Regions from separate parts of the Homo sapiens genome. Here region 2 is linked to region 1. The links are chromatin loops, found by intact Hi-C in ENCODE. Cell type or tissue: endothelial cell of umbilical vein. All regions are shown on one strand. Links, peaks and the distances in the headings refer to the core of each region. The heading gives the core; the rest is flanking DNA. Region 1 overlaps LOC107986178 (a long non-coding RNA gene). Region 2 has its middle 54 kb from the start of HS3ST1.

Evidence for each region. Peaks named below come from ENCODE experiments on the same cell type or tissue, not always from the same donor. Only the 100,000 strongest peaks of a DNase experiment are listed, where the experiment ranks them.
Region 2: it touches region 1 in a loop (4-fold over the local background); 2 of 110 quality-filtered maps call a loop at or near these places.

What each region holds. Positions count from the first base shown.
Region 1 is chr4:11,547,361-11,550,289 of GRCh38, forward strand. The region is part of intron 1 of LOC107986178 (a long non-coding RNA gene); the gene reads left to right. Among named protein-coding and RNA genes, the nearest start is that of HS3ST1, 120 kb to the left of the region's middle. In endothelial cell of umbilical vein, for the core only: no CTCF peak of the experiment used is centred there; a DNase peak (open chromatin) is centred at 1,421; H3K27ac peaks cover 1,837 bases.
Region 2 is chr4:11,481,766-11,484,694 of GRCh38, forward strand. No RefSeq gene overlaps it. Among named protein-coding and RNA genes, the nearest start is that of HS3ST1, 54 kb to the left of the region's middle. In endothelial cell of umbilical vein, for the core only: no CTCF peak of the experiment used is centred there; no DNase peak of the experiment used is centred there; H3K27ac peaks cover 334 bases.

The DNA.
Region 1 (2,929 bases), core at 120-2,619:
CTCAGCACCTGTCTCTGTCCCTCTGCACTTCCCAGGGTACCCCGCAGTTAGATTACGGTCCCTGCAACAGGGTTCTAGCCAATGGGATGTGGCTGAAGTGGCTCATTCAATTTCTTGAGAGCCTTCTTAGTGCCAGATCTGTCCTCAGCCTTGGAAATTCAGCTGGAAACACAACCAATACAAATACCTGTCCTCAGAGAGCTTACATATTCTGGCGAGTGAGATAGACAATGAATTTACACTCATTGAATAAGCAAAATATAGTGAATCTGATAAAATATATGAACAAGTAAAATACATAAAATATATGCTTTTATATGTAATTTGTTTATAAGTAAAAATGTAAATGTTTCTATATAGTTTTATAAATTTATGTAAAATTATATAAGTATACAAATATGTATGTGTGTATATATAGTATGTATATAATATATAGTACAAAATATAAAGATGGTGATAAATGCCAAGCTGATAAATAAATTAGGTAAGGAGAATCAGAAGTACTGGGGGAATAATTTTGAAGAGGTGGCTATGGAACCCTAATAGAGAAAGTAAAATTTGAATAAAGAGACATAGAACTAGTCATGCAGACATCTGAGAAAAGAACATTGCATAGTTATCAGGAACTCCACTCAGCAGAGTGGAAGGCGGGGAATAGAACAGGGAAAAGTCTGGAGAGAGGATGTATGTCTGGATCATCTCTGGCCTTGAGGCCGCTGCAAGGTTGTTGGCTTGCAGTCTGGGGTAAATGGAGAAGCTAGCACATGAGGAGTGAGATGGGACATATTTCATGAGAATTACTCAGATGGGTGTTTTGAGAATACACTGAAAGGGATGTGGGAGCAGACCAGAAGCAGAAAGACAGTGTGGAGCCTCTTGCAGTGTTAAGAGAAGAGGCTGGCATGGACCAGGAGTTGGGAGTGGAGGTGGGAGATTCAGATACATTTTGAAGGAGCCAATAGAATTTGCTTGTGAGCAAGATGTCAGGAGTGAGAGCAAGAGAGGAGTCATAGGAGACTGCAGAGTTTTGTGCCTCTAAGGCAGCTGGAAGTTGCTTAGGCTGGAATGGAGTTGCCAGTCTGAGTTTGGAAAGGCTACAGTAGGAGGACTATGCGTGTGGAGTGGGTAATGGTGTCAAAACCTCAAATTTGAGATGCCCATGGGATATCAAAATTAAGATTAAACGTAGACACTGGATGTGTGCCTTGGATGCTGGGGGGAGAGGTTGAGATAAAAATGCACAGTTTGAAGCCATTGGTGTACACATAGTACTTGAACCCTTAAGTGGTGACAAGAAGGTGGGGTCACCCTTCTTATCTTTCTGCATCCAAGGTGGTTGAGTAACAGCTGCAATGGCAGAAAGGAAATGAGTCCACTTGAAGAACAGGAATTTCTGAACATGACAGGAAGGAGAATGGCCTCAGAGGCAGCCTGCTTCCTGAAAAAGTTTTCTGGACTTCCAAGCAGAACCCAGAGATATTAATAAACAGAAAGGGAAAACAAAATTATGGTAATTTTACTAATGTGAGAAAAATAACATAAATTATTTACTAAATAATTTGGTAACCACAGACTTTCTAAGCAGTGACTCAGAAGGTTCTTGCTGGAAGGTGCACCTTGAAACACCGATACTGGAGTGAATGACAGGCACAGAGGTTCTGATGACTCATCCACTTGTTTCACTTACATGTCCTCTGGAAGCTCTGGGGCCATTCTAATGGCAGTCTTAGTTCTAAGGCAATTTCAAGAGAACAAAAATAAAATTATTTTTTCATTGAAAGCTATATAATGTGTTACAGGTTAACACAGAAATCACATAATATCAAATGTGTGCATAGACCAGGAAGCAAATGTAAATGTTATAAGTAAATGAAAATGCATGAATGTATAGACAAGAATGGTGGAGTTCGTGGCAAATTAGGATACAGTAATTATTCAGTTGACTGCTCTCATGTGGGACCAGAAGTCAAATTTTCTTCAAATTTTCAAGAGCCTAGAAATGTGGGTTTTTATGTGGAAATGCCCAATATTTAAATGTTGGCAACCAGTTTACTTTAGTCAACATCTGTGTACATGAAACAAAGTATGTTTTCTGTCTAATGGTAGCTGATTGGACACAAATTTTCAACCACTGATGGAGGACTTTATTTACCTGTTCTTTTCACAAGCATTTGCTGAGAAGCTGCTGTTATTGGTGGATACAAGTGAAACAAAACTACATATGGCATGATTGATTCCCACCTAGTAGGGAATGTGAACAGCTCTACATATGGTGTCATGCTTTGTGTTTGTAAAGGATAGTTCTGAGGCAAAATGGGAAGAAACAAATACCTCTGCAATGACAAGACTCTAAATACCCCATGAGGAGAGTGACATTTGTAGTAAATCCAGCTTGGGGATGAAAGAGTGTGCAAGATGTTAGAAGTCTGCTGAACTTGTATTTGGTTTATTATAAAGTATACAAATGACTAAACTGTCCTAATCTACTGTTGTTGTGAGAGTGGACTGCTTATCTGCCATTTTTCATTATGATCTATGATCCATGGTAGTCACTAACTACAACTTCTTATTAACAGTTTTACTGAAATATAATTTGCATAGGATACAATTAACTTATTTAAAGTGTATTATTCAACATATTTTAGAATATGTACAGGGCTACACAACAATTACCACAATACAGACAGTCCTCAACTTAGGATTGTTCCACTGATCATTTTTCAACTTTATGATGGGTTTGTCAGGGTATTAAATGTGCTTTTGACTTATGATGGATTTATTGCAATGTAACTCGATCATAAGTCGAGGAACATCTGTATAAATTATAAGACACTTTTCCCCTGTAAAATAAATCTCATATCCATTAACAATCATCTCCCACTTTCTCCTCCCACTCATCCTTAGGTAACCACTAATCTATTTTCTGTCT
Region 2 (2,929 bases), core at 149-2,648, 66 kb before region 1:
CTAAAGCTGCATAGCATTTTATCCTAATTATCATTATTACTTTCTACCTTCCATGATAAATACGTGCCCCATTTCCCTATTCTTCAACATCAGCCCCTCCTCCTGCATTGGCGGACCGAGGGACTCAAGCCCTATTCCTGACCCATTGCAGGCTCCTTCTGCTACTCTGCAGCCACAGGTCTTTATCAATCTTCCCTCCTTTCTCACTCCTTAGGGCCTTTTTCACAAGTTGTTCTTTCTCTTGGAATGACTGCTTCTTCTCCAAGTTTCAGCATGAGATCTCTTCATTGAAAACCTTTCCTCTTCTACCTCCTACTAATTTCATCTAGATGTCTCTCCTCTGTGCTCCTACTCACACTATACTGATGGCATTTAAAGATTTTTGATGATGACCTGAAGTCAGAAATGCCTTTTACAGCATGACCTGGTACACAAACCTGCATATACAGAGCCTCCTATGCAATCAGAACACAGTTGTTTTATCAAACTCTTATATCTTTACTGCAGTATAACGCACCCTGATATATTCTGGCCTATTTTATTCCTTTAGAAAGTGCTGTCTGCAGCCCAGTAAATTGATTTAATGACCTGCCAGTGGGTCTCAACATACAGCATGAAAAACACCACCCTTCATGAGCCTTTGTTAATATACTGGGCTCGCAATGCTGACATCATTAGTATAGTTGTCTATTTCTCCACGCAGGCAGTAAATGCTGAGGGTAGAAATCGTATCTTATTCTTGTTTTTTCTTCTAGTTCAGCACAGGAAATGTCTAAGAAATGAATAAATGAATGCATGCAAGCTCTGAGGTCTTGACAATAACCTACTTCGAGTTTGAAAATGCAGCACCGGAATGTTTGCGTTCGACTTACCAGAAGCTTCTCCCTTGCCTCTTGGCTGTGAACCTCCACAGCGCCCTCCCACAGTATGTCAATGGTGTTGTTGGATCAGCATTCCCCCTATTCTGGAATGTTTTTCTCTTTCTGTTCATTTGTGTTGTTTGCATTGGAGGTACCCCGATCTTAACAGAGCTATTTCTCTGACTTTAGGTGATGACCCAGGGATGGGCACCCAACATAAGGTGAGCCAATTTCTAAACCTGTGACCAGAATGCATGCGAGTCAGTTTCTCTCCAGGCATGGGAAGACAAGTTTTCTGCCACATGGAGGAAGCCAGACCATAGAGTATGATGTAGAGACCACAGAACGAAGGAAAGGTAGAGATAGAGTAGGTATCCTGGCACCATTTCTAAACCCCTGGTTCCAGTTTTTTAATAGCCAGCAGACCCCTACATATTTCCTGTTGGGTGATTCAGCTGTCAAGTGACACAAGATGCTTCCAGTAAGTTCTTTATTCAGTGGAGTTATGGGTCTTAACAATACCACTGGCTTTTGTCAGTTTGATGTAGATTTCTGTCACTGGAGAAAACTAAGTCCAAAATCACACAATCCAAATGTGCCAGAGAAGCGTGTGGCTGGGTAGACAGTGACTTGTGGTTATGACTAAGTCTCTATTCTAGACACCATCATTTCCTCAACTCTATCAGGAAAGAGGCCTAGAATGTTTGCTTGGGAATGCAAATATTCGTTAAACCAAGAGACAGGTCATGGTTGTACCAGAAAAGGCAGAAGGGGCTTTTTGCTTTTCATTTATAAACTAGAATAGGTCGTAAAAATCATTTTACTGAATGAACTCTGGCTTTCTTGCCCTCATTTTTTTAATCCATAAAATCTACATAGTTCTAAGTTTTGTTGTGAAGATTAAATAATATAATAATGTGAAATACGTAGCATTTCACATTCTTGACATGGAGTAATAAATATAGCTCTTCTAATTATTCCTTTTCTTGTAAAAATCATGACATAGTCTTCTAATTTTTAAGTTATTTCTTGTTTCAAAAGTTAATGTCTTAGATAAAGCAGAGATTTCCTGTGCCGCCATCACTCTTGTTATTTAGCGTTCTATTATCATTTGCTGAATCACTAAATCTCCAGTGATTTGCATGTTTGGTTTGGTTAATAAATAGTAAAAATAATGCCACAACAAATTAAGATGGTTTTATTTTTAAAGCAGCCTAGAAAATGGCTGGTCAACAGCCCAACATGGGACTGGATGATAGGCATTTCTCTAGATAAAGCATCTACCACCACTGACCATTACTAACTCAACAAAATTGTCCCACTTTGCCACATAGATATTTAAACAGCTTGTCTTGTCAGGACCTGATGCTGAGCTGTCAGACAAAATTGAGTCTCTGAATTTTGCCATATTTTGTAGTGACCAGAATCTCACTATGAGAGACAGCAGGTTTAAGTGGCAGAATTAGACTTCTCTCTTCAATGTATTTTTCTGGAGAAGTTGAAATTCTACTTCTGAGGCTTGGGACAACCTCTGTAGCCTAAGCCGCTCAGTCTGAGGTTGCTTCAGGGATGGGAAAGTGATCTCAATTCTAGATAATCATAGAGCCCTGCCTGTGCTCTGGCCTCCAAAAAGGCCATGGGTGAAAAGTGGGGTGACAGGGGTAGTTCTTCTCCTTTCTCCATTGTCCACCGGGTCCCCACATATGAAAAATTGGTTCAGAGAATGGTATTCAGAATCAAGATGGAGAACCACAAAGGAAGTTAAATGTAAGCTAGACGCTGTTTTTCAATGGGCAGAGATGGGGCTCTCTGGGCTACATGACCTCGGGAAATGGGGATAATCAAAATTGCCTGTGAAGTTTTTGTCAAATTATCAAAACCCCTTTATAGGAGACTATCAGAGTAAATTTGGATCAGAAAAGCTCTGAGACTATTCTGTTTGCAATTTAAAAAACCTGATGATTTTAACATACCACTATCACTGCTACTCCAGAAAAATAGCAGTTTTCTCCAGACCATTTTCTCACTGAAAACCTCCTCTGCCATGCTGACCAAGAATTCAATTCCAC